2 separate regions of the Homo sapiens genome follow, and region 2 is linked to region 1. Evidence: chromatin loops called from intact Hi-C (ENCODE). Cell type or tissue: heart right ventricle. All regions are shown on one strand. Each heading gives the region's core, and the rest is flanking DNA. Links, peaks and the distances in the headings are about the cores only.

The links. Hi-C counts contacts between places; a loop is a spot of excess contacts. Peaks named below come from ENCODE experiments on the same cell type or tissue, not always from the same donor. Only the 100,000 strongest peaks of a DNase experiment are listed, where the experiment ranks them.
Region 2: it touches region 1 in a loop (3-fold over the local background); 70 of 110 quality-filtered maps call a loop at or near these places.

The regions. Positions count from the first base shown.
Region 1 is chr1:44,841,800-44,851,831 of GRCh38, forward strand. It overlaps PTCH2 (patched 2), which reads right to left and starts at 1,454. Exons shown (of 22, transcript NM_003738.5): 1 at 1,062-1,454; 2 at 48-240. The coding sequence starts at 1,133. It overlaps EIF2B3 (eukaryotic translation initiation factor 2B subunit gamma), which reads right to left. Exons shown (of 12, transcript NM_020365.5): 12 at 8,723-9,204. The coding sequence ends at 9,152. RefSeq lists a silencer at 1,400-1,669. In heart right ventricle, for the core only: no CTCF peak of the experiment used is centred there; no DNase peak of the experiment used is centred there; H3K27ac peaks cover 687 bases.
Region 2 is chr1:44,996,860-45,007,359 of GRCh38, forward strand. HECTD3 (HECT domain E3 ubiquitin protein ligase 3) reads right to left here. Exons shown (of 21, transcript NM_024602.6): 11 at 10,360-10,412; 12 at 10,092-10,156; 13 at 9,833-9,936; 14 at 9,138-9,257; 15 at 8,935-9,024; 16 at 7,741-7,947; 17 at 7,389-7,518; 18 at 7,201-7,275; 19 at 6,996-7,077; 20 at 6,810-6,881; 21 at 5,689-6,717. The coding sequence ends at 6,633. Among named protein-coding and RNA genes, the nearest start is that of HECTD3, 9.2 kb to the right of the region's middle. In heart right ventricle, for the core only: no CTCF peak of the experiment used is centred there; no DNase peak of the experiment used is centred there.

The DNA of each region.
Region 1 (10,032 bases), core at 4,311-6,810:
TTGGGCTCACCATACCTGAGCAGCTATGGCCAGTGTCCACAACTTACCTTCTACCCAGAGCTGTTCCAAGTTTGTCTCAATAATGGCCATGCGGAGACCTAATGCCAGGGCCCCAAAGGCCAACAGTCCCAGAAAGAGCACTTTGCCACAATGTCTCTGGATCCCGCATCCCAGAGAGAAGAGCAGGCCCTGGAAGTAAGCACGAAGCCAGAGTGGAGCCTTCAGGCTCCCAGCTAGGATCTGGGATGGAAAGAGAAGGGTCAGCCAGGCATCACTGCAACAATGCATGAAATCCTTCCCTTCTCACCCTGTATATCTGCTGCCCAGCCCTCGCTTCTTGATTTCTGGATGTGGGACAGGGAGCACCAACACAGACACAGGCCCAGACTTGGAAGATGTAACACCCACCATCCCCAGCACACACCTGAGGAAGGCATAGGCCTATTTTCCTTTCTTTTCTTTTTGTTTTCTCTCCTTTTTTTTTTTTTTTTTTTTTTTGAGACGCAGTCTCGCTCTGTTGCCCTGGCTGGAGTGCAGTGGTGTGATCTCGGCTGACTGCAACCTCCGCCTCCCAGGTTCAAGAGATTCTCCTGCCTCAGCCTCCCGAGTAGTTGGGACTACAGGCGCCCGCCACCACGCCCTGCTAATTTTTTATTTTTAGTAGAGACAGAGTTTCCCCATGTTGGCCTGGCTGGTCTCGAACTCCTGACCTCAGGTAATCTGCCTGCCTCAGCCTCCCAGTGTTGGGATTACAGGCGTGAGTCACCGCGCCCGGCCGGCATAGGCCCATTTTCTGAGAGCAGGATACATATGTACACACACCTGTCGTCGGGTGGACACAGAGGTGAACCCACAGACATTCATTCTCACTGGCCAGACGATGAGGAGACACCGGCACAGACACACCGACACACACGCACAACTTGCTTGCGGTGCTGGCTCTCACTTGCCTTCAGACATCTAATGACACTCGGCACTTCAAGACATCACAAACCTTGCAGAGGCCCGAGTGACAGACCTGGCTCCGCTCTCTTCCTTCTTCCAGCTCCCCCTCTACTCACCTGGGGTGCTGCGGTTCGAGCTGGGGGTGTGTAACTCGGGGGCAGCTCTCTGAGGGGCGGCGATCGAGTCATGCTGGCGGGGATGGGGGGCGCGGGCGCCCCCAACCCGCGTTATCTGGGCGCTCCCATAGGCTAGCCCGGTCTCCCGGTACCGCTGGGCCCCGCGTAGGGATTCAGTGGGGCCGCCAAGGCGCGGGCGTGGGAGAGACTGTGGGGTGTGGGTGTTAAAGCGGCTGGGAGGGAGGAGTGCAGGGAGCTGCGGGTCCGGGGCGCGGCGCCGGGATTCACCCGCTCCGTGGGCCGTGGGCCGCGGCGGCTGGAGGAGGAATGGGTCCCGCGCGCAGGCGGAATTGCTGGCCCGAGACGCACAGCAGGGCTCGAGGTGGCAACTGCAGTCCCCGGGAGGCGGCTGGAGCTCCAGAAAAGGGAGCTGGCCGGGGCGACGCCCTCCCATTGGCTGAGGGGCCCGCAAATTACCCTAGCCGCGCGGCCCGGCCCGCTGCTAGGTAACGGCGCCGCAGGGGGCGGGGCGGGAGACCACCCAGGCTGGGCCACCCCGCGCCTCCCTCCCGCCCGCGGGGCCCCAGGGAGGAGGAGGGAGGGGGATCCCGGAGAGGCGCAGCGCCGGCCAAGTGTAAGTCCAGAGGCTTACGCTGAGAAAGGGCCTTTGCGGGCTCTGTTAGGGATACACTTTTTTTTTTTTTTTTAAGACGGGGTCTCACTCTGTCACCCAGGCTGGAGTGCAGTGGCTCCATCTCGGCTTGCAGGCTCCGCCTTCCAGGCTCAAGCCATCCTCCCACCTCAGCCTCCCGAGTAGCTGGGATCACAGGCATGCACCACCACGCCCGGCTTTTTGTATTTTTGGTAGAGAACGGGTTTCGCCATGTTGCCCCGGTTGGTCTCAGACTCCCGAGCTCAGGATATCCGCCCGCCTCAGCCTCCCAAAGTGTTGGGATGACAAGCGTGAGCCACCGCGCCCGGCCTAGGGCCACAATTTCTTTTTCTTTTCTTTTTTTTTTTTTTCAGGCTTAATTCACTTTATTTTTCTTGTATAAAAACCCTATGTTGTAGCCACAGCTGGAGCCTGGATCCTCTGCGCGGAGACTCTGGTGTGGGTCTTGACGAGGTGGTCAGTGAATTCCTGATAGGGAGACTTGGTGAATACAGTCTCCTTCCAGAGGTCGGGGGTCAGGTAGCAGTAGGTCTTAGAGATGGCATCAAAGTGGGTAGGGCCACACTTTCTTTCCGACCCAATCAAAGCCCAAGATTTCTTCTGTTCACTCTTCCCGGCTTCCATTCTTGCCCTCTTCAGTCCACTCTCTCCACTGAGACCAGAGTCATTTCTCTAACATGCAAATCTGATAGCTCCAAAGCACAAGGCCCACTTGGAGCACAGGGCCCTGTGTGATCTAGCTAAAGCCTTCTCTCCCATAGTTCCCTCACATCAGTGTTCCCTCGTTCCTGCCTTTGTACATGTTTTGGTCCTTTTGTCTTGGCAGATAATCTTCAAAAACTGAACTTGAATCACCCCCAAAACCCACCTTTTTTTTTTTTTTTTTGAGGCAGGATCTCCCTCTGTTGCCCAGGTTGGAGTGCAGTGGTGCCTTCACAGCACACTGCAGCCTTGAGCTCCCAGTCTCAAGGGATCCTCCCACCTCGACCTCCCAAATGGCTGGGACTACAGGTGTGCACCACCACACCTAGCTAATTTTTGTAATTTTGTATAGACAGGGTTTTGCCATGTTGCCCAGGTTGGTCTCAAACTCCTGGGCTCAGGTCATCTGCCCACCTGGGCCTTCCAAAGTGCTGGAATTATAGGCGTGAGCCACTGTACCCAGCCTACCCCCTCTTTGAAACCTTCCTTGATTCATGTCTCTCTCCTGGCAGATAATTGCTTCTTTGTGCTCTGCATAACAACTCAATTTATATATGTATAATTGCATTTATGACACAAAAACTTATGTACTTGAAAGTCTGCCTTCTTCACCAGACAATAAATAGGTGCTTAATAATTGTTGAGTGAGTCACTAAGAGTTGCAGAATTCAGGGTGTAAAGGATTGGAAATTGGGAAGAATAGAGGCAATAGTCCCTCTATTAAACTTTCAACTATCCTATCTGAGTGTGCTGTTTCTATTGGGTTCCTGATTGATAAACCTCAAGTGGCAGAGTAGGGTAAAATCAATATTCCAATATGTAAAGTTTGAGAAAGAGAAAATGAATCTACAATAAGCTAATTTTTCTAACACAACTACTATTATCTCTGGCAAATTTCTTGGTCAGTTCTTCCAGACTTAAAAAAAATCATTCCATCATAAATATTTCATGTTACTATGTAGTTTTTGTAATCAATCATTTGGAGAATATCCTTAGGACAGATTCCCAGAAGTGGGTTGTTTGGGTCAAAGAGTATGAACATTTTTATGGCTCTTGATACACACTGCTCAACTGATTTTTTGAAAGCTTGTGCAAATTAACATCATCTCTAGAGCCTCAGTCCTGGGGAAGAGGAACATTTAGGTTGAAGGGGTGAACACCTAACAGGTTTGCCATTTCCATTTGTCCATTCACCCAGAAAAATGCCTATGGAGGAACTAATATATGTATGATGCTGTTGGCCAAACAGTAACTGCACATGAAAAGCAGCCTACCTGAATAGCACTTTCTTCTCCCTGTTATAGAGTGTGTCCTGCTGAGCATAAAGTGGCATGGTAGCTCATGCTTGTAATCCCAGCCCTTTGGGAAGCTGAGGCGGGAGGATTGCTTGAGGCCAGGAGTTCAAGCCCTGGCAACATAGTGAGACCCCATCTCTACAAAAAATAAAAAATTAGCTGGGTGTGGTGGCGCACACCTGTAGTCCCAGCTACTTGGGAGGCTGAGGCAGGAGAGTTGATAGAGGCTGCAGCGAGCTGTGATTGTGCCATTGCACTCCAGCCTGGGCGACAAAGTGAGACCCTGCCTCAAAAAACAATAATAATGATAACATAAAAAATTTAAGGTTAAAAAGAACTGTACCCCTAGCAAGTCTCTGAAATAGAAACAGCCTCTAACTTAAGTCTGTATGGGCCCCTAGTTTGCTCTTGGGGCAATAGCTGAAGACAGGGAGTGGCCTGGACTCAGCACTGGTTGTCATCAGGAGTACAACTCCCGATGCTATGCTTTAAGTAAGTCTTAATCTCCTTCCTTTTTACCAGACTCTGCAAGACATAAGGTCCATGGATAAATAGATTTGTAACCACTTGGGCCTTGGGACTCTGCTTTCATCATAGGCCCATCACTGCTAACAATTGTGACAAAGTCCACCATTTCTATGGATGCTTCCAAGGCCAAGTCTGTCTATTAAGGAAACCTCTTGCCTTATAGTTCAAAGACTAGGATGGAAGAAATGGGTCTACAGTTTCCAGCCTTTCCAACCTAGGGCCTAGTGCTGTCTGGCTGCTCCAAGCTACAAAATGACCTGTCTTCTCCCAAACAAAATGGTTTCCTGAGCCCAGCTAAGCTCAGCCAGAGCCAAAGCCATAGACCCCAGGAATAGGAAGGGATAAAGAGGCTTCTCTTCTCTTTCTGCAAGCAGCCTCCTTTATGATAGAACAGCTTGTTTCACTGTCATTTCCACTGGTCCTGGGTACGTGTTTTGGGCCTAAACTAGAGATATTCTCCAAATAACAGGATAAAAGCAATCTAATTAAATCTCATTACTGACTCATGAAACAAACGTCTTGGGATCTCCTTTTTTTAAATTTTTTCAATGAGACAGGGTCTCATTCTGTCACCCAGGCTGCAGTGCAGTGGCATGATCTTGGTGCACTGCAGCCTCTACTGCCCAGGCTCAAGTGATCCTCCCATCTCAGCCTCCCGAGTAGCTGGGACCACAGGCGCGTGACACCACGCCTGGCTAATTTTTTTGTATTTTAGTAGAGACAGAGTTTCACCGTTTTGCCCAGGCTGGTCTTGAACTCTGAGCTCAGGCAATCCACCCGCCTCGGCCTCCCAAAGTGCTGGGATTACAGGCATGAGCCACCGCGCCCAGCCTTGGGATCTCTTATGTGTCCATTCCTTTGCTGGGTTCTGGTGTTGCAGGGTACCTGCTTTTTAGAAGTTCATAGCCTGAGGGGGAGCACAGAGACCACAGGGGAAACCACTGAGTTGGGGGTACTCAGGGATGTTTCCAGAAGTGAAAGGAACTGGATGGGAGAGGTGGGAGGATGACAGAATCTAAAAGGAAAAGGAATGGCTCATGGTCTGGATCTTTCATTTGCTGGTTGTGAGATCTCAGGGAAGTCACATAATCTCTGACATTAACATAAGGATTAAATGAGATAATACATATGGCTGAGGAACAGTGCCAGGAAAAGTGAGGCAGCCCACACTCACATACACACAGTGCTGGGTAAAGTGACCAGTCTGGCTTCAGGGGTGGGTTCATGTGGGAGTTAATTCATGGTGGAGGCAAGGCAGGCTTGCTTTCTCTGGCATTCCTCTAGGCTTCTCACTCGCCAGCTTTTGGCTGCTTCTGTTATCTAGGCCAAGCAGAGTCAATGACCCTGAGATGTGGAGGAGGGAAGTGGGGGTCCTGGGCAGCCCCATCACCACCTGTTATATTTAGGGGCCAAGCCTGGGTATGTATGCTCCTTCCCTGTGGGCAGGTTGAGGCCAATAGCACCTATCAAGTATTTGTTTGTTTGAGATGGAGTTTTGCTCTTGTTGCTCAGGCTGGAGTGCAGTGGTGCCATCTTGGCTAACTATAACCTTCACCTCCTGGGTTCAAGCGATTCTCCTGCCTCAGCCTCCTGAATAGCTGGGATTACAGGCGCCCGCCACCACGTCGGGCTAACTTTTTGTATTTTTAGTAGGGATGGGGTTTCATCATGGTGGCCAGGCTGGTCTTGAACTCCTGACCTCAGGTGATCCACCCACCTTGGCCTCCCAAAGTGCAGGGATTACAGGCGTGAGCCACCGCGCCTGGCGTACCTATCAAGTATTTGGTGCCAGGGCTGCAGCCAGAGATTAGGGAATGGTCCTTCACTTTAAGTGTGGGGGAAGGAGACAGGCTAAGAACAAATGCAGCCTCTCTCTATTTATCCATGGCAGAAAGGCCCCGATGCAATCATCCTGGGTAGTGGCAGATGGCTCAGGCCAAGGACAGGTCATACTGGCTTCCAGTAGAATGTGTTCTCCTGCCCAGTCTCTCTCCCTCTGGGTCAGCTTCATTAGAGCAGAGCTTTCTAGACTTTCTGTCTGGGTGGTCCTTTCCATGGGCCTCCCCCTTCCTCAGACACATTTAACTATTTAGAAAGCTGCATACAAAGGCCTGGTTTATGTACCTCCTTAGGAGTAGGGATAGCTGTGGATAAAGAAAGTGTATCCCCTGCAATTCTCTGGAAATAGAAACAACTTCTCAACTAGGCCATGCAGGCCCTAGATTCCTGTTGGGGCTACAGCTAAACACAATTTCCCTCTCTCCACTGAGTATGGAAGTGGGATGGTAATAGTAAAGTAGTGAAGAACTGGGAAGAAGTTCGACCTTTGGCCTTGGGGAACAGCTTGGAGGGCAATCTTGGCAGTCTTATAGGCTCACAGGAGCTTATGGGCCCTCACTTCAAGTATGGGGAAAGGAGAGAGGCTAAGAACCAATGCAGCAGCTCCCCATTTATCCATGGCAGAAGGCCCCTGATGCAATCATCCTGGGTAGTGGCAGTCTTCTCGGCTCAAGGAACTCTTGCCAGCAGGCAAGGATGAATTGTAACTGGGGGATGGATTCCTGGAGTAGCAGCTGTCAAGTTTTGTCTGACCCGGCAAGCTCCCGGAACCCTGTTCCTCAGCACATCCCCAGGGTCCTCCCTGATTCGGCATTCGAGGTCCCCTTTCTCCTCTTCCTCCACTTCCCTCATTGAGCATCACTGGGAGAGGCAGGGCAGACCCTATTAACTCTTCTGCCTGCCTTGCTTTTCTGATTTCTGTCCATGGAGAGGTGGCCGGCCAGTGGACATTCAGTTGCTCACTATGTTTCAGACATACTCAGCCCCTCTGTAGCTGCTACCAAAAGAAAACAAAAACTGTCCCTGCCTTCTGGCAGACAAACAGGGCAAAGAGAAGAAAAATCAAAGCATCTTGGGCACCCAGCCAGTCCTGGAACTGTCAGACAATAGCAGCAGTGTCCTGAGCTGGGGGCTGCTCCCAGCTGGGACTCAAACTCAACAACACCTTCCTCTGGGAAAGCTTTTACCTTTTGTTTTCTCCAGCTCCTTCCTTTCCTTGATGCAGAGGCCGTTCCATGGACTTGTGCAAAGGGAAGGCACAGGAGAGGTTTTTCCTCTGTCTCACTGTCAGGGGTTCTAAGGGCTCCATGGGGAAGGACAGGAAAGGGTACATAGGAGGGCTCTGAGACAGTTTAATCAATGCCCTTTACTCCTCCACCGCACTTTCCCTCCCAACCCTTTTCTCTGCTCAAGGAGCAATCTTCTGGCTCCTTGGGAGACCCTAAGGGGAAGAAAGCTCTGGGAAAGAGGACAAAACCTGAGAAACAGAAGGGCCTTTAACATTCAAACAGTCGAACTTTCTCATTTTGCAGATGGAAACACTCAAGGTCAGAGAGGAGAGAGTGATTTGACCCAAACCAAACAACATTACAGAGGACAGATTTTCTTCCACCCAGGCCAGGACTCTGTCTCCAGCACCATCTAGGCCCCACCAATTTAATTTCAGTTCCAAAGGGGACCATGTTGGGCACCACCACAGCTCTTTATCCCCACATCCCTCTCAGCCCTATTGGTTTCAACCACTTCTGCCGGGCCATTTCAGCTCCTGCCTGATTAGGGCAAACTTTCAGGAGCCTTGTTCTGACCAGTGGGAGCACCAGGGCTCTCAAGAAGGCTGACAGAGGTGGAGATCCCCCAGGGTAGAAATACTCACGGAGTCTCTCACAAGTTCTATGACTAAGATAGGCAAGATTACTCAAGTAAACTTGAGAGCCTTGAGGTTTTTGAAGCAATGCAGAAACCAGTATTTCAAATAATTCTTTCTAATTACTGCCACCCACAGTGAAGACATCAAGAGAAGCCTTTACTTTGATAATTCTAGGAGGTGAAATCTCACCCCAGGAACCACTTTTATCTTCCACCAAACACCTGCAGGCTGTAAAAGCAATGCAGGGAGAGAGCAGAGTGAATGTGTGTTTGGGAGCAGGGGTGGTGGAGGGAAGGTGGATAGGCCTCTAGAAGGGCTGTGAGTATGGAAATTTCATTCCTCAATTATCTGAAGCAGGAGAGTCTGCAGAATTAGGATATAAAGGAGTGCAGCTGGAGGAGAGTCAGAAGGAATTTCAAGCCATGATACAGGTTCCTGGCTCTTCCTTCCCAGGTTGGGCAAACCTCAGTGAGGTGAGGTGCAGCGGGGTCTGGCTTGGCTCAGACCATGGCTCTTCATGTTCTTATCTCCACTAGAACCTGTGGGAATAGGCTTGTTGGCTAGGCAGGGGCTGCCCCTGCTTCTGTTCAGTCTCCAAGGGATATTAGTTGAACTAGGGAAAATGGCTAGAGGCTGGGAGGAGAGGGAGTGAATGGTGAGCATGGAGGGTGGGGCTGTGGGTGAGGTGGGGGAAGGGGCTGGGAATCTGTATGGTAGGTATGGGAGCAGAGTCCTGGGCTGATGCTCAGGCGTGGCACTGCCAGCAGCTAGGCCTATGGGTCTAGAAAGGCTGATTAGGATAAGGGACTGAAGTACTCCCAGGTCCTTTTAGGTGAGGGATACTTTCAGGACTGGGTTGGGTCAGCCAGTCAGAAAGTAGCCTTCCTAGGAGCTTTACATTGGACAGCTGCTGCCCCACCGATACATCTTGGCACACAAGAGTTAGGCCACTGTATCTGTCCTGTCCCACACACTTGCTCCAGATGATCTTTACCACATGACACATGAACATACACTGTGTACACCTGGAGCCCACCTGACATGGAGCTTTGGACTGCTCCACAAGTCTCCAGCATGCCTTTGGAAGCCCTTCTTTATTGGGAAATAAATACAGAGTTAAACAGGTGGGCCGGCCAACATCTGTGGCTTTGGAGGCCAAAAGGAAGGAGTCTGACTTGCTCAGAACTCAGATCTCCATGAGCTGGTCATTCCCCACGATCACCTCATTCACTCGTTTAGCTACAAAAGAAAAGGAAAAAAGTTTTCTGAGAACTGGCAGCAAGATGACATTTCAAACCCAACTGCTTTTTTTTTTTGGAGACCGAGTTTCGCTCTTGTCACCCAGGCTGGAGTGCAGTGGCACAATCTCGGCTTACTGCAACCTCCATCTCCCAGGTTCATGCGATTCTCCTGCCTCAGCCTCCTGAGTAGCTGGGATTACAGGCGCCCGCCACCACGCCTGGCTAACTTTTGTATTTTTAGTAGAGATGGGGTTTCACCGTGTTGGCCAGGCTGGTCTCGAACTCCTAACCTCAGGTGATCTGCCAGCCTCAGCCTCCCAAAGTGCTGGGATTACAGGTATGAGCCACCACGCCCAGCCAAACCCAACTGCTTCTAATTCTGTGTTCACAAAAATTTATTTCTCTACTATTGTGGCTGTGATCTTGAGAAGCTCTTGGAAATAGGGATATGAGAGAGAGAGCACCTTCCTATGCAGGAGGATGGGACCAACTGTCTATATACCTGGCTGTGGTGAGGCTTTAAATAGGAGAACTGAAACTGGGTCTTAAAGGGTGAATAGTTTCTACAGGCAGTGATGGAAGGGATTCTAGGCTGTTAGAACAGCAAGGGCAAAGACAGTGAGATGGGAGAAAGGGGACCATGAAATACTGTGGTGTGGCCAGAGAATAGGAAATGAGGGGATAAGGGTAAGAAATGAGGCTAAAAGGATAAACGGAGATAAGAAAGGGCAATACCTCATATATAATATGGAAATAATGACACCTACTGCATAGGGTTGTTGTGAGAATTCAATGAGTTAAAGGTAAGTGAATGCTCAATAAGTTG
Region 2 (10,500 bases), core at 4,418-6,917, 160 kb after region 1:
CCTCCCTCGGCCTCCCAAGTAGCTGGGATTACAGGTGCCCACCACCACGCCTGGCTAATTTTTGTATTTTAGTAGAGACGGGGTTTCACCATGTTGACCAGGCTGGTCTCGAGCTCCTGACCTCAAGTGATCCACCCGGCTCAGCCTCCCAAAATGCTGGGATTACAGGCATGAGCCACCACGCCTGGCCTTATTTTTATTAAGATTATTTTTTTAGACAGGGTCTCATTCTGTCCCCCAGACTCTGTTTCATATAAACAGAGAGGGCTAGGGGGTGGTAAAAGAGAAGATGTTGATCAAAGGGTGCAAAATCTCAGTAAGACTGTAGGAACAGGTTTTAGTCAGCTATTGCACTGCATGGTGACCACAGTTAATAAAAATGTATATTTCAAAATCGCTAAAAGAATAAATTTTTCACATTCTTGCCACAAAAAATGATTAGTTGGTGAGGTGATGGATATGTTAATTAACTTGATTGACCCTTTGTGCAATGTATACATAGACCAAAACATCATATTGTAGCCCATAAATATATACAATTATTGTGAATGAAAAATAATTAATTAAAAAAATTTAAGGCCAGGCGTGGTGGCTCACGCCTGTAATCCAGCACTTTGGAAGGCTGAGGCGGGCGGATCACCTGAGGTTGGGAGTTCGAGACCAGCCTGACCAACATGGAGAAGCCACATCTCTAGTAAAAATACAAAATTAGCAGGGCATGGTGGCGCATGCCTGTAATCCCAGCTACTTGGGAGGCTGAGGCGGGAGAATCGCTTGAACCTGGGAGGCGGAGGTTGCGGTGAGCTGAGATCATGCCATTGCACTCCAGCCTGGGCAACAAGAGCAAAACTCTGTCTCAAAAAATAAACAAATAAACAAACAAATAAATTTAAAGGTGGAATCTGAGGCACAGAAAGGTTAAGCAACTTGCCCATGGTCAACAGCTAGTACGTGGCATAGCCAGAATATGGATATAGTCAAGCTGATTCCAAAGAATGTGCTCTTAACTAGTACACAACAGTATATTGCCTCCCAATGGTATATATCCAATATAGGTTCTTCCACAAAGAAAAAATTTTGAGCTCATAAACATTTTGAGGTTTAAAAATCAACAACTGAACCCATAGAGATAGAGAGTAGAAGGATGGTTACCAGAGGCTGGGAAGGGGAGTGGGGGGATTAAGGGGAGATAAGCATGGTTAACGAGTACAAAAAAGAGTTTGAATGAGTAATGCCTTGTGTTTGAAAGCACAACAGGGTGACTATAGTCAATAATAATTTAATTGTACATTTAAAAACAGCTAAAAGAGGCCAGGCATGGTGGTTCACACCTGTAATCCCAGCATTTTGGGAGGCTGAGTTGGGCAGATCACCTGAGGTCAGGAGTTTGAGACCAGCCTGGCCAACATGGTGAAACCCCATCTCTACTAAAAATACAAAAATTAGCCAGGCATGGTGGCTTGCGCCTGTAATCCCAGCTACTTGGGAGGCTGAGGTGGAATAATCGCTTGAACCTGGGAGGTGAAGGTTGCAGTGAGCCGAGATCATGCCACTGCACTCCAGCCTGCAGAGCAAAACTCTGTCTCAAAAAACCAAACCAAACCAAACCAACTAAAACGGTATAATTGGATTGTTTGCAACACAAAGGATAAATGCTTGAGGGGATGAATACCCCCATTTACCCTGATGTGAATATAACACATTGCATGCCTGTATCAAAACATCTCATGTACCCCATAAATATATAAACCTATATACCCACAAAAATGAAAAATAAAAAATTATTGGCCAGGCGTGGTGGCTCATGCCTGTAATCCTAGCACTTTGGGAGGCCGAGGCAGGCAGATTGCTTGAGCCCAGGAGTTCAAGACCAGCCTGGGCAACATGCTGAGACCCTAGCTCTACAAAAAAAAAAAAAAAAAAAAAACAACTTGGCTGGGTGTGGTGGTGCATGCCTGTAGTCCCAGCTACTTGGGAGGCTGAGGTGGGAGGATCACTTGGCCTGGAGGTGGAGGGTGCAGTGAGCCAAGCTTATGCCACTGCACTCCAGCCTGGGGGACAGAGTGACCCTGTCTAAAAAAATAATCATAACAAAAATAAATAAATTATTAAAAAATGTGGCTGGGCGCAGTGGCTCATGCCTGTAATCCCAGCACTTTGGGAGGCTGAGGCAGGCGGATCACCTGAGGTCGGGAGTTCGAGACCAGCCTGACCAACGTGGAGAAACCCCGTCTCTACTAAAAATACAAAATTAGCCGAGCGTGGTGGCGCATGCCTATAATCCTAGCTACTAAGGAAGCTGAGGCAGGAAAATTGCTAGAACCCGGGAGGCAGAGGTTGCGGTGAGCAGAGATCGCGCCATTGCACTCCAGCCTGGGCAACAACAGCGAAACTCCATCTAAAAAAAAAAAAATTATTAAAAAATTTTTGAACTTTTTACATTAGAAAAGAACATGCATGAAATTAAAAGGCAAAGGACAGACTAGGAAAACATTTGCAACACCTGACATGACGGACAAAGGGATTAGGATATAACACCTCAGTTACTGAGTCAGTTGGCTTTGGAGCTGGCAGACTACCATCCTAATCTCCATCACTTAACCACTTATCCTGGGCAAGTAATTTAATTCCTCGTTGCTCTAGGTTTCTCATCTGGAAAAGGGCATAGTAATAGTACTTACTTCACAGAGTTGTTGAAAAGATAAAACAAGACAGTAAATGTATGTTACTTAGCACAGTGCTTTGCTAAGAGGATGATCAGCAACTACCAAGCTTTTATTATTTTAGTACCATGCAAAGGTTGCTACAAATCAATAAGAAAAATATAATGAAGACAACAGAAAAATGGACAAAAATATATGAAGCATAGCTCATAAAGAAGAAAAATAATGGCTCCATATAGTAAACAAAGCAATGCAAATAAAACATAACAATTTTACCATTTTCCAGCACACTGAATTGACAAAAAACATTTTTAAGTGTTAATGCTCAAAGGTGGTGAGAGTTTAGGAAATAGACACTAGAGGGAATGAAAATTGATTCATCCTTCTTACAGGGCAGTTTCGCAGTTTGATGAAGTCATTTTAAGAAGTTATTCTAAGGAAATAAATAGATATTGCAATGGTATATGCATGAGGATGTTTATTGCAACATCTGTAGTTTTTAGTGTTGAAAATTTGTGAACAATCTTAATGTCCATCTGTAGAGGTTTTAAAATAAATACAAATTATGAAAGTTCCTTATAATGTAATACAATTGCTACCTATAAAAATAATGGTCGGCCAGGCGCAGTGGCTCATGCCTGTAATCCCAGCACTTTGGGAGGCCAAGGCAGACAGATCACATGAGGTCAGGAATTCGAGACCAGCCTGGCCAACATGGTGAAACGCCGTCTTTACTAAAAATAAAAAATTAGCCGGGCATGGTGGCGGGCGCCTGTAATCCCAGCTACTCAGGAGGCTGGGGCAGGAGAATTGTTTGAACCCGGGAGGCGGAGGTTGCAGTGAGCCGAGATCACGCCACTGCACTCCAACCTGGGCGACAGACACGCTGTATAAATAATAATAATAATAATGGTTAAAATGAGTGCCCCCTTGGCCCAGTCGTCATCATTTCCTGCTTTGATTAATCCCTGCCACCTGTATCCTTCTCAACCCATTCTCTACACAGCCACCAAGGCAAATATAGTTATGTCACTTTCTTGCTTAATGCCCTCAGGGCTGCTCATTATAAAATCCTAAAACTGGCCTTATAAGACTGGAGTCTCATTTCTCTCTTTCTTTTACACTCCAGCAACACAGTACTCAACAGTCTTCTCAGCTGGCCTCTGTGTTGAGTTACATGCCTTAGGAATTTCGCATTTCATTGAGCTGCATTGGTTAGAACGATCCTGTTCTGTCCCCTAACAATTTTCACTTCTTTGTAGCTTTTACAAAAGTGTTCTTAAGTGTTGTTTATGCAACTCTTTGTTTGTATGTCTTTCCCATTAGAGTTTAAATCCCATAAGGGTAAAAATTATCACTGCTTTAGCCACGATTTTATCCATTCACCTAGTGCAGTGCCTGACCTAGGGGCTTGATGCATATTAGTTTATTGAATGAATGAAGGGTTAAATGAAATGCAGGCTACAAAATATACAGTGTGAGTAAAAAAGGGACTAAAGAGTTCATGTGACCATACCAGGCACAGAAACTGGCTACTTCCTGTAGGAGCACGTGGCCTGGGCCCTTTCCTGAGGGGAGAGAAGGGAGAGGTGCACCCTGACTTGGGAAGAGCAGAGCTGGGTGGAAGTGGTGGCCTTGGGGGTTTCTGTGCCTTCTGCTTCCTGGAAGGGAAGGGGGTTCACCACCCAAGGTGCAGGGGTACAGGGGAGGCGGTGGCAGCCGAGAGACTGAGCTGTCAAGTTCCGTGTTTTGGGATAGGTCTCAGGGTGCACACAGTGCAGGCAGAGATCAACCTCTTGCACAGTAAGTTTCCCAACTAGGGCAGTGTCAGGGAGTGCCCTAGAGGACAAGAAGGGGAAGAGTTGCCAGGGCGAGACTCCGCCAAGCCACTTATCTGGACAATCAGCCACCACAAGGTCTCACATTGTACCTGGACTCTGAGACGACTGGGACCCTGGGGCTGTGCTTGAGAGCGTGACTGGCCACTGTGGGGGTGTAGGGGGACTGTTCGTACACAGGGTTCTCCCTGATACTCCTTTTTTTTTTTTTGGATAGAGGGTCTCACTCTGTTGCCCAGGCTGAAGTGCAGTGGCATGATCTTGGCTCACTACAACCTCCACCTCCTAGGCTCAAGCGATCCTCCCACCTCAGTCTCCCAACTGGCACCACAGACACGCACCCAAGCCCTGCTCATTTTCGTATTTTTAATAGAGAGAGGGTTTCACCACGTTGGCCAGGCTGGTCTCCAACTCCTGGGCTCAAGTGGTCCGCCCACCTCAGCCTCCCAAAGTGCTGGAATTCCAGGTATGAGTCGCCGGCCCCAGGTACTTGTTCTTGAAGACTACTCAGGCCTGTAATCCTAGCACTCTGGGAGGCTGAGGTGGGAGGAATGCCTGAGGCCAGGAGTTCGAGAACAACCTGTTCAACATAGGGAGACCCCTATCTCTGCAAAAAATTACCCAGAAGCGGTGGCATACTTGTGGTCCCAGCTACTCAGGAGGCTGAGGTGGGAAGATCACTGGAGCCCAGGAGGCCCAGGCTGGAGTAAGCCGTGACTGCACCACTACACGCCAGCCTAAGCAACAGAGACCCAAACAAACAAACAAACAAACAAACACCCAAAAAGGACTGCAACGGGTTGGGGGCAGGGTAATAAAGACACTACTTCCTCCACTTCTGTCAACAACCCTGACCTGGCTGGTTTGTCAGCCCTCCCGTCTCTGTCTTCTATGATGTCAAATTCTTCTGCCCACTTGGCTCCAGAAGTGGACTCCCATCCTCCAAATCACCATATCCATGCCAGAAAATGCCAGGCCAGCCTGTTTGCTTGTTTTCCCTTTTCTGCGCAGTGGGGCCCTTACGTCTCTGCTCAGCCCCAGATATGTAACTGTGCAAAGTCTGTCACTGAGAAACCTCTACTTGCATTTCACATCCATCTTCTTGGCTCCGAGTAGGACACTAAAGTCAATTTCTCCTTGTGACCCTGTGCCTAAGCCCAGGGCCCAATAAACACATTCTGAAGGAATGAATTCATCCATTTATTCAACTTTCCGGTATGCAAGAACTTCTTTTCATGGAGTGTCACGGAGGCCCTGAGGGAGGAACGGTAAACTGGGGCAGGGGTGTGCATAGCTCTAGGAACAGGTTTAAGGTCTAGGCTTTAGAGTTGGGGAAAGGGGAGCTATTACAGATTTCAAAAAGGCCATAACTGGCCTTAACCTGTGCAAAATCTTGGGGGTGAAAGGGCAGACAGGGAGTCAGGCTGGAGGTGATGGAGAAGTGAGGAATATGGGGAGGTCGTGGTAGTAGAGTTCACATTGAGTGGATGTGGGTTCTGAGTCAGGGAAGGTGGTGGCACTTTGTGTGTTGAGACTGGGTTGGTAGAAGAACAGAGCTCACCACATCTCTGGTATGGAGGGAGAGGGGAAAAGAGCAGAATGTGAGGGCAGGTGCTCAGCTACTGCTTCCTTCTTGGAGCAGGTGACCAAGGAGTTTGGCTATCACTCCCTGCCCATCCCAGGCTCCCTGCTTGGGGAGGGGCCTCCACTAACCTCCAGTGTTTTATGTTTTTAGTTGTGAGTCATGGCTGAAGAAAGCCAGAGAGAAAATAGGAGAAAAAAGGCGGAGCTGAAAATGGAGGCAAAGTCCATGGGTTGGGGACCTAGATGGCCCCCTTCAAGTAGCTCAGGCCTGGCAGCTTGTGCTGGGCTTGTGGAAGATTCCCTCTTAAGAGGTGAAATACCTCGGGAAGCAAGCCCCAGCACGGGTAGGGCTTGTGGGTCTGCGGGGCTGGGCCACTAGTGTTACCTGACCATGCCAGCTGCCCCTACCCCAACTGCACACAGGAGCAGGGCACATGGGGTTTTGCTGAGCACGTCAGCCAAACCAGGGCAGGGAAGGTGTCTTCGCCCTGGGCAAGGCCAAGAGGGACACGTGCAGTCTTGCTGGTCCCACAGCCGGCGGCACGCCTCACTCCTCCCAAGGGCTCATGTCAGTGTCGATGGCCACGCAGTTGTAGGCCGCATAGCGGAGCTTCTCCTCGCATACCTTGGCACTGTGGGAATGGGGACTTGGTCAGGTCCCTACATCGCTACCAGGGGTGATGGGGTCCCCTGGGCCCCAAATCGAGCCTAGGAAAAAACCCACCTGGCATAGTGTGGCAGGAAGAGGGTGCTGGAGCAAGTGGAAGACTCGGGCAGCGCGTCTGTGGTCTCGTAGCTGGGGGCATTGAGGGACCATAGGTCAGGAAGATGTGTTGGGGCACATGTACGTGTGTGGGGAGGGAGGACAGAAGGCGGCCATGGCACCTTCAGGCCTCCCTCCAGCACTCACCCCAGCTTGTCTGGGTAGATGTAGATCCGTGCTGGCAGGCGACTGCGGCCCGTGACAAAGCGCAGGAAGCGGCTCCGGTCCTCTGGAGGGAGAAGGAAATCAGTGCCTGCATGGATGGTGAGGGAGGGTCTACAACTTCTACCCTGCCTCTGCAACTCAGCAGCAGAGTCCAAACCCAGGTGTCACCCTGCCCTCCTCCACTGACCGTTGGTGAAGTTGTTCAGTGCCTCCCAGAAATACTGCACCCGCGAGTCAGATGGCTCGAAGTCCTCAAACCGGGCTGGTGGAGACAAGGCCAGCATTCATTCTTGGGTCTCATCTTGCCCAGTCCTTGAGCCCCAACCCCTGTGCTGTGCTGTGCTGCCCTGCCCTGCCCTGCCTTGGGGAACTCACTGAGCTTGCGCAGAGCATCCACAGTGACCTCTGGATCCCCACACACTTTCTTCTCCAACTCTTGCCAGGTCAGCAAGTCCAGCACAGCCTGTGGTACCACCTTCAGCAGACCTGCCTGCATAGCTGCCACCTGGGGAGTGGGTAAAAAGGCTTGGCTGGGGAAGAGGGCACACCTCCCGCCTCACACTGGGGGGCATCACTGTGGCCTTTTAGCAGCAGAAAGGTGGCACTGAGGAATGGTGGGGGCCAGAGTTCTTGGAGTACTGGTGGCTTACAGGCTGTGTTCTGGGTCCCAGGAGCTGGGGCTCAGGAGGGGCCAAAGCTCTCTGCTCTACTAGCCTCTGGGTACTACCTGCTCCTTGCTCTCCTCTAGCCGTGCCTTCTGGACCAGTTGGATGAAACGAGAACGGTCCCCATATCCCACGACGATGCCTGCACCCCCAGGGATCAGCTCCACCACCTGTTGGTCACTCAGTACAGTGGTGAATGTTAGTTCCTTCCCAAACTTGAACTCAAACGTCTCCTTGTCCATTCCTTCCATCACTTCCAGGAGCTTCACCTAGGGGTTGGAGAGAGGCAGGGAGGTAACCTTTTCACTGTGGAGATAGTCCCTGTCTTTCCACAAGATGCTCACAGGGAAGCAGAGACAGCCAGGCAAGGCAGTCCCCATGGAGGCAGCAGGGAATGAGGGTGTCAGTACAAGAGCTGTAAAAGCATCAAGACAACACCTAACCAGCCTTGGAGGCCAGAGGAGGCATCCTGTGGAAAATGGTGTCTCAGCTGAGACCCAAATGATGGCTGGGACATAAGGGAAGTTAGGAGAGAGAACATCTTGGAGAAAGCTGGAAAGAGCAAAAGGCCTAAGGAAACTGTGTGGCTGGAGCCTGAATGTGAACCAAGTGGCTGGAGACACAGGGTTCACGTAAGGCCTTTACAGATTCTGCATTCTATCCTAAGCCCAGGGCCGAGCCATCAATGAGTTTAAATAAGGAGAGTGAAATGAATTACTGTGGCTGCATGGAGACCAAACGGGTAAGAACGGAGACAGGGACACCAGCTTTTTAGTAAGTGATTAGCTAAGGAGGAAAGGTGTCCTCAACCAGGCAGGGAGACAGTAGTGAGACAGGAAAAGCAAACAGATTACAGAGGAAGACTTAAGAATATGGTGGCGAGGGAGAAGAAGGGGTGAAGGATGGCCCTGTGGGCTTTGGGATGGGGAGGAGTGGGACATGGTGCCCTTCTGAGGCAGGAGCCCTAGAGGGGAGTAGTCTTCGGAGAAGATAAAGAACACACTGAGCCTGAGATGCCATCTTGGGGCAAACGTCGAGGGTACAGATACATATATGGCCCCAGGCTTAGGAGAGGCTGGGGCTAGAGGTCAGGATTTTAGGGGTCACGAGTCTACAGACAGTAGTTGAAGCCATGGGAGTGGATGGATTGGAGAGGGATCTTGTGTGTGGTGAAAGAACAAGGTACAGAACAGCCTTAGGGAGGACCAACCTTTAGGGGCTGGGCAGAGGAAACACTGGTTCCAGGTCCTACTCACCAGCACAGAGTCCACAGCTGGGAAGTCCTTGCTCCAGCTCACCTCCTCACCAGAAAGCTGCTTCCACACAAAACCAGGCAGGGCCAGGACCTGTGTGACAAACACTCCCCACTGTCTTCTCACCCTGAGCTGCCCAGGTTTGGCTGGCCTTTCCTTCCAAGGGCCAGGGCTGATCGGACGGGGGTGTGGATAAGGCTACTCACCAGGAACTCCTTACCCCGAAGGGCAGCCCCCATCAGCTGTCCGATCCATTCATACTTGGCAAAGTCTCGGCAGGAGGGGTTGGGTACATACATGTCCCGAGCCTCACCAGTGCCATTGCCCTGCCCCAGAGACAGAGCTGTGAGTGTGGCATGAGATACACCCTATTTTCCTGGCCCAAAGACTTCCCTGAACATTTTCCACTGGGAACATTTTCCACTAAATGATCCCTTCAAATGCACAGTGGCTCCTCCTCTCCCTGTCTGCCCAGAGGTTGCCCTGAGCAACTCAGTCCCTCCTCTGCCCTATTTCTATTTTTTTTTTTTTTTGAGACAGAGTCTCACTGTGTCACCCAGGCTGGAGTGCAGTGGCGTGATCTCGGCTCACTGCAACCTCCGTCTCCTGGGTTCAAGCGAGTCGCCTGCTTCAGCCTCCCATGTAGCTGGGACTACAGGCGCGTGCCACCACGCCCGGCTAATTTTTTATTTTTATAGAGATGGGGCTTCACTTCATTGGCCAGGCTGGTCTTGAACTCCTGACCTCGTGATCTGCCCGCCTCGGCTTCCCAAAGTGCTGGGATTACAGGCGTGAGCCACTGTGCCTGCCCCCTTTCTAGCTCAATCTGGCCCCCTCCTCTGCCCCCTTTCTAGCTCAATCTGGCACCTGGGAGGTTTGCAGAGATGGAAACGGAGATTACCTGGTTGGCTGTGCGTACAAAGAAGGGCAGGGGCACGGGGGTATCCGCTGAGCTAGGGCACAGCTCTTCTGACATATCTGCCAGGCTGTCCCGGAAACCACCCCCTGAAATGACAGATGCCCTCAGCTGGGCACTCAAGAGCCCAGCTCCCATAATGGGGTAATGAATAGGTCCCCCATCATCATTAGCTGGTGAAAAGCCTCTACCACTTTGATAGGGCAGCAAGCAGGACCCTTGAGATCCTCCCTCAGGGCCTCACCTTGGTCAATGATGCCTTCTGCAATAAATTTACACTCCCACCACTGGTCATAGCGCATGGGCCACCTGCAAAAAACGTGGGCAGATTTGTCATTATGTGGGGCCAGGTGCAGCACAATTCATCAGCTCAGAGACCACCTGGGAAAAGCAGTCATGGCGAGGGGTGCCTCGAGCAGTTGTGTGTGTGTGTGTGTGTGTGTGTGTGTGTTTGTGTGTGTTTGTGTGCACAAACAGGTGTCCCGAGTAAGTCCCTCACTCTCATGCCATACCTGTAGTCCAGGGGCTTTTCATATTTGTCAGAGGGCTTGAGGCCTTCATATACCTGGAGGCAAGGAGGAAAGGAGTCATAGGAAAGCAAGACCTGGCCCTATACTTGCCCCAAGAACTTGTTCAGGTCCCTCTTGGCCTAG